Linked DNA regions of Homo sapiens: region 1 is linked to region 2. Evidence: chromatin contacts called from ENCODE Hi-C or POLR2A ChIA-PET data. All regions are on one chromosome and are shown on one strand. The core of a region is the stretch at or near the end of the contact, and the rest is flanking DNA. Distances in the headings are between cores, read along the strand shown. Region 1 overlaps MANBA (mannosidase beta). Region 2 overlaps NFKB1-AS1 (NFKB1 antisense RNA 1).

Evidence for each region. A loop is a pair of places that touch in the nucleus more often than their neighbours do. ChIA-PET counts read pairs that join two places held with the same protein, here RNA polymerase II (POLR2A). Pooled maps may share reads with other maps.
Region 1: a loop to region 2 is called in a map with no recorded cell type, with 4 times the contacts of the local background. The contact joins two enhancer-like sites. A Hi-C loop is called at or near these places in 1 of 168 maps with a recorded cell type or tissue (PC-9), 1 of 37 single-sample maps with no recorded cell type and 3 of 50 pooled maps. POLR2A ChIA-PET finds 5 or more read pairs at or near these places in 4 of 52 experiments (CD8-positive, alpha-beta memory T cell, GM12878, OCI-LY7 and 1 more).

What each region holds. Positions count from the first base shown.
Region 1 is chr4:102,686,207-102,689,113 of GRCh38, reverse strand. The region is part of intron 7 of MANBA (mannosidase beta); the gene reads left to right. Among named protein-coding and RNA genes, the nearest start is that of MANBA, 73 kb to the left of the region's middle. RefSeq lists an enhancer at 1,355-1,404. Within about 2 kb of position 1,618, at least 6 of the 41 ENCODE cell types and tissues checked have a DNase peak (open chromatin) inside an H3K27ac peak, as active enhancers do; they include PC-9, where a contact is called at or near this core.
Region 2 is chr4:102,429,871-102,432,893 of GRCh38, reverse strand. All of the region lies in intron 2 of NFKB1-AS1 (NFKB1 antisense RNA 1), which reads left to right. Among named protein-coding and RNA genes, the nearest start is that of NFKB1, 70 kb to the left of the region's middle. Within about 2 kb of position 1,714, at least 31 of the 41 ENCODE cell types and tissues checked have a DNase peak (open chromatin) inside an H3K27ac peak, as active enhancers do; they include PC-9, where a contact is called at or near this core.

The sequences.
Region 1 (2,907 bases), core at 369-2,868, 260 kb before region 2:
CCTCCCAGAGTGCTGGGATTACGGGCGTGAGCCACTGCGCCCGGCCTTATATTTTTAAATGGATCATACTTTAGATATTATTTTGTCAATAAGTAGTCTCCTGCTATGATTTAAAATTGTACCTTATATCAAAATAATACATGTGTAATTTTAAAACTCAAATATTACTAGTAAGTTTATATGAAAAATAAGACCTCTTGCCCATCACTTCCTATTCTTACTTCCTACTCCCCAGAACCAACCATTTTTAACTTTTATTTATTTCCTCTGACATTCTTCTTCATTTTTCTGAATAAGGTGCTTCTACTGGTGTTTTCTGATTTTTCAGTTTTACCCATTTTAGGATATAGCACTAGGAATTGGAAAGAACTGCACTTTGTTATTTATTAGCTATAGGCTACTTACTTAATCTCAAAATATGTAAAATAGGGACAATAAGAACGAGATGGCTTGGATCTGGCTTATAAGAGTCATGGCATATAGTTAGTAGAAATGGTATTAACCCTCTTCAAAGATCTCCTCCTCTCCCAGACACCAGCTTCGGTGTTTACAGTTGGCTGGTGTCACCTCTTACATTTGGTATTTCCTCTCCTGTGGGCCAGACAACATGCTAAGGATGGAGATATGTCCTTCAGGAGTGCATTTTCTGTTTTTCTTTTGTTCAATCATGCTGTGTATTTTCTGAGACACTGTGAATGTGTGTGTGTGTGTGTGTGTGTGTGTGTGTAAGGGGGGAGGGGAGAGAGAGAAAGAGTGTGTATGTGTGTGTGAGAGGGGAAGAGAGTGTATGTGTGTTTGTGTGTGTGTGTGTGTGTGTGCGCGCGCACGCACACATGCACAGAGTTATGTACAGGGAGAACATCCTGGACCCGTCTTAAGGGCCAAAGCATTCACTCTTGTCGTACCCCTCTTGGCTGAGAGGATGTGTGCTGTCTCACACAGTGAGTTTGTTGTGTGTTGTTTTCATGAAAATGTAAAAAATAATGAGTCATTCCAACTTACTACAGAGAAAGAAGAGGAACTTCTGTCTTTTTCTAAGGGAAATAATTCTTTTACATTCAGGCTAATATGACTGTATTATTGTTCATTACACATAAAGATGCCAGCCTTTGAATCGAGCAGCAACAGGAGTTTGCTTTAAGGAGGATGTTTAACTGCCCCACACCTTGAGTTAATGCATGTGTGTGAAATGTGCTCTTTGGCTGTGGCTGCCGTAGAGTTGCTATTTTTTGAGGCTGATTCATTCAGTAAATACTTAGGGCACACCTACTGTGTTTTGGCTATTTTGCTAGGTGCTGGTGATAGAGCTGTGACTAAGACACTGTTTCTGTTTCTCTCTGAGACCTTAGTAGAACTAATGATCTGATTGGGAAGTTCAATCATTAAATGAGCCATTGGAATATATTAGCACTCTAGAGATGTAGAGAGTGCCATGGAAGTGCAGAGCAGGGGCATTCTGGGAAGATTCCCAGAGCCTGTGTCCTGAGGGATAAGTAGAATTTGGCCAAGTAATGTAGCAAAGAGGCGGAGGGAAAAGAACGTGAAGGCCCAAGGACTAGAAAGGATGTTGTGTGTTTGCAGAAGTGAAAGAAATTTCAATGCAGTTGTGGTTGAGTTTGAAGTTGAAGAACAAGAGATGGTGTTGTAAAAGTAGCTAGGACAAAGTCCTGCAGGGCCTAGTGAGCCACGTGAAGGAAGAAGCACTGTCCTGAGTGCTGCCAGGATTCTTGGAAGGATTTTAAGGAGGGGGTAAGGATTATATGCATATTTTACAAAGATTGTGTAGATCAGATTGGAAGGATGGCAAGAGTAGGGGACCAGTTAGAAGACTGTGGTGGTGATTCAGACAAAAAATGAGGATTGGTTGGTCTACAGAACTGCTGAGGAAATAAATCTGAAAGAGATTTAGGATATAACCTCAGCAGGCTTGATGATGTGGGGGTGGGAAAAAAGAAGGAGTTAGGAATGGTTCCTCAGCTGCTGGTTTGGGCTGCTGAACAGGCAGCCTCTGAACAGGCAGGGCAACTCTGTTCATTGAGTTACATTACTCAGAAAGAAGAGAAGGTTTGGGGGAAGGGGTTGGGTGGAAATTATTTCAGTGTTAGATGTGTTTTGTGTGGGGTGATTGAGAGACACCCAAGGAATAATATTTGATAGGTGTTTCATTAGATAGATCTTAAGCTTAGGGATTGCATGTGGGTTAAGGATATAGATGTGTAAGTTAGCAGAATGTAGATAATTGTAGCCATGGTAGCGGATGAAATACCTCAGGGATGGCACAGAGAAAAGAGCTAGGACAGAACCCCAGGCAGTCATAATTAGTAAGGTTGGGGTTTGGGGAGAAGCCAGTAGAAGAATCTAAGAAGGAATGGTTGACGAGGTGGAGGGAAAACCAATTTGAGTGGGGAGTCACAGAAACCAGAGGGAAAGAGTGTTTTAAGAAGCAAAGAATGTTCAGAGTGTTGAATGCTGCAAGGGAGTTCAAGTTAGAAAAGAATTGAGAAAGATTCTTTAGATTTGGTGGCAAGGAGATTACTGGTCACCTTGATCAGCATGGAAATCAAATTGTAGTGGGTTGAGGAATGACTCAAGGTATGGAAGTAAAGACGGTGAATATAGGCAACTCTTCTGAAAGCGTCTGATTGGAAACTATGCTTAGACCAGGTGGTAATGGTGGCCAGTTGGGATCAGATTGGCTTCACATAGGCAACTGAACAAATAAGTAAATATATTGAAGTGGTGGAAGCCAGCCTTTTCATGAATGGAGAAAGGTGGTATCAACATAGAAGGGGGGAAAGCTACAGTGGATTCAAATTGGAGCTAATAGTATGAAGTTATGATTTTCAGTATGTGTAGACAGAGAAATAAATGTCTTTGTAAATGCATGTGTATGTGTGGGTAGACACA
Region 2 (3,023 bases), core at 465-2,964:
GAGGGTTATTGGTGAAGATCACTTCTACATATTTTTAGTTCCAAAGCACAAAAAGGCTATTTCCTTGCCACCTTCCACCCCCAATGCTATCTCAAAGGTAATCAAATTCTATCAAGACTCAAGGTTTCCAAGCTCAAGTTTTTTCTTGTGAGGAATTAGAATCATTCCAGGGAAAGGACATGGTTTAATTTTCTCCCAGTGAGTACTCAAAAATCAAGGGGATAGTTAAATATTTTTACATATTAATTATAAAAACTATCAGGAAACTAGTTCTGATGGAACTAATGTAATTCTGTTTCTATCAAGCAATCTATAGTTATTCCTTTTTATTTAGTTAAGTCTCATTTAAATATGCTAGCTCTGTTGTAGTTTTGCTTATTGGTGTTAAAGGCAGGGTCTCTGTCCAAAAATGGGCTAGGATATTAAAGGTAAATGAGCATTCCTTTACTTCTTGTCTCAAACCTACCTAGTAGAGGCAGATGTCAGAAGCAAGAGCCCAAAGGAGAAATTAATACATTAACTAGAGTTGGGGCTTCATGCTCCTGCTAACGTTTTTTGTGTGCCTGGTGATCCTTTGACAGTTTTGGAAGATCTGGATTTTGTTTATATTAAGGAAAAGACAAATTTCTATACAAAAAGCCATGGCTCTGTTGGATGCTGATATATCATGTAGCACTTGCTGTTTCCAACTAGGAAAACCTCCTGAACAATGCATCTTGGATTTGTATTTCAGGATGGCATAGAGTATTTCTTTCTGATTGCCAGGATAAATTAGGAAGAGCCCTTAGCCTCAGAAGCAGGATAAAAGGGAGATAGAATGAAAGTCATAGCCCTCCCCTGCCAATATTTCTTCTTTAGCCATTGAAGACAGTACATAAATGAACCTAAGCTGACTCGTTGCCTAAATTTCTCATTGTTTTTTCTGCCTCTAAGTCTTTACTTAGTAAAATTTTGTTAATTAGTAATTATATAGAATCAATACAGTTGGATCCTACTGTGCTAATCACAGGACTTTAGTAGAAGAAGAAAAAATTGGTGAGATTCTTTTGCCTAGGTTGGGCATGCTAATAAAGGAAGCAAGTAGTTATTTTAATATTTTGCTTCTATTTGAGAAATAAATGATGATTAAAAGCATACTTTTTAATGCAATCAGTCTATGTTACAAAGCATATTATTTTAAAAACTGTAGTAATTTTTTTTACTTTTCAACAAAGTTATACCATAAAAAATAGATACTGCCTTTGAACATGAATAAACAATTTTAAAGGGAAATATACTGCCATCTAGTGTCTAACTTTCAGAATATCTGAATTACTGTATTTAGAAATATTTACAACACCGGTAGTACCACATGGTGGCACTATAGACATGTACATTAAAGGGACAACGCCAAATTTATGGGCTATCTGTTTTATCTTGGTCCATAAGTGTTTGTTAAATGTGGCAAATACATTATTTTCCTTTTTAGGTTAGCACTTTATATTTTCTAAGAAAACCTTACATATTTTTGGTACTGCTCTTTTTTTTTTTTTTTTTTTTTTTTGAGGCGGAATCTCTCTCGCCCAGGCTGGAGTGCAGTGGCGCGATCTCAGCTCACTGCAAGCTCCGCCTCCCGGGTTCACGCCATTCTCCCGCCTCAGCCTCCCTCAGCGTCCGGAGTAGCTAGGACTACAGGCGCCCGCTACCACGCCCGGCTAATTTTTTTGTAGTTTTAGTAGAGACGGGGTTTCACCGTGTTAGCCAGGATGGTCTCCATCTCCTGACCTCGTGATCCGCCCGCCTCGGCCTCCCAAAGCGTTGGGATTACAGGAGTGAGCCACCGCGCCCGGCCGGTACTGCTCTTTAAATTTTCATAAGTCAGAAAAAACTCGAATACCTTTATATTTAATTCCTGGTTTGTGAAGTTTTAGGGCTTTAAATACTTTAAACTATATTGTCCTTTCACCTCTTTCCCCCCCTTATTCGGATAACTATAACCGAAACCAGCTTCAACACGGAGAAAAAGGTTTAAAACATTTGCACAAATACTAAATGCAAATATGCAACACATTTCCCACATAATCTAAAAGAAAAAAGAAAAACAACTCAGATGAGACTATCTTATAACAGGGCTCTTTGTATTTAGAAAGTGTGGTGGTGGTGGGGACAACTTCTGTTTTAAGTGCTAAATCCAGTGGGAAAAATTTGCCTCCTCACAAGAACATTTGCCTGAGATGCTGATTCATTACAAAGGGACACAGAGCTTTGGGTTCAGAAAATAAAGAATGCTTCATATGGAAAATTTTGTAATTTATTATGTGAGCATGCTTCAGGTTTCACTTTGCTTTTGGTATCATCAAATGTTGTAGTAGTAACTGTACGAAATGAAATTCATTCTATTTACTCTAATAAGCAGATTCTTGAAGAAACTGCTCTCATAAGCTAAGGTTCCTTATGATTCTGCAAGGAAGAGAAGACTAAAGCAAATCACTGTCTGAAAACATAACAGCTGGCTAAAGTAAGCATTGAACAACACTAAGCACTTCAAAACATCAAGTAAAATTTTGGCATTTAGTATCACATAATGTATATGATCTATATAATATAATATAATATATACATACATAATATCTAGTATAGTGTTTGCAGTTTTGTAAGTCTAATGTATTACAAGAAGCTTAAGATGTAATTATAATGATTTTTATCTAAACACAATTGCTAGTGAAATAGGAAGACTAATTGCCAAAATACTTATTTGGTGTATTCTCTCATCAGTGGTTATCAAGATTTTAAAAACTTATGAGAAATGAGTTCCAAGAGCTTAATCCAGAGTAATACAAGTTTACTTGTTTTGCTTAGCTTTCTTTATCATCCTCTTTGGCTTCTATTCCAAATCTTCATCATTTCCTCAACATTTAACTGCCAATGTTCTCAGTAAACCACCTTGTTAATCTGCTTTTTTTTCTTTTTTTTTTTTTTTTTTGAGATGGAGTCTCGCTGTGTCGCCAGGCTGCAGTGCAGTGACGCGATCTTGGCTAACTGCA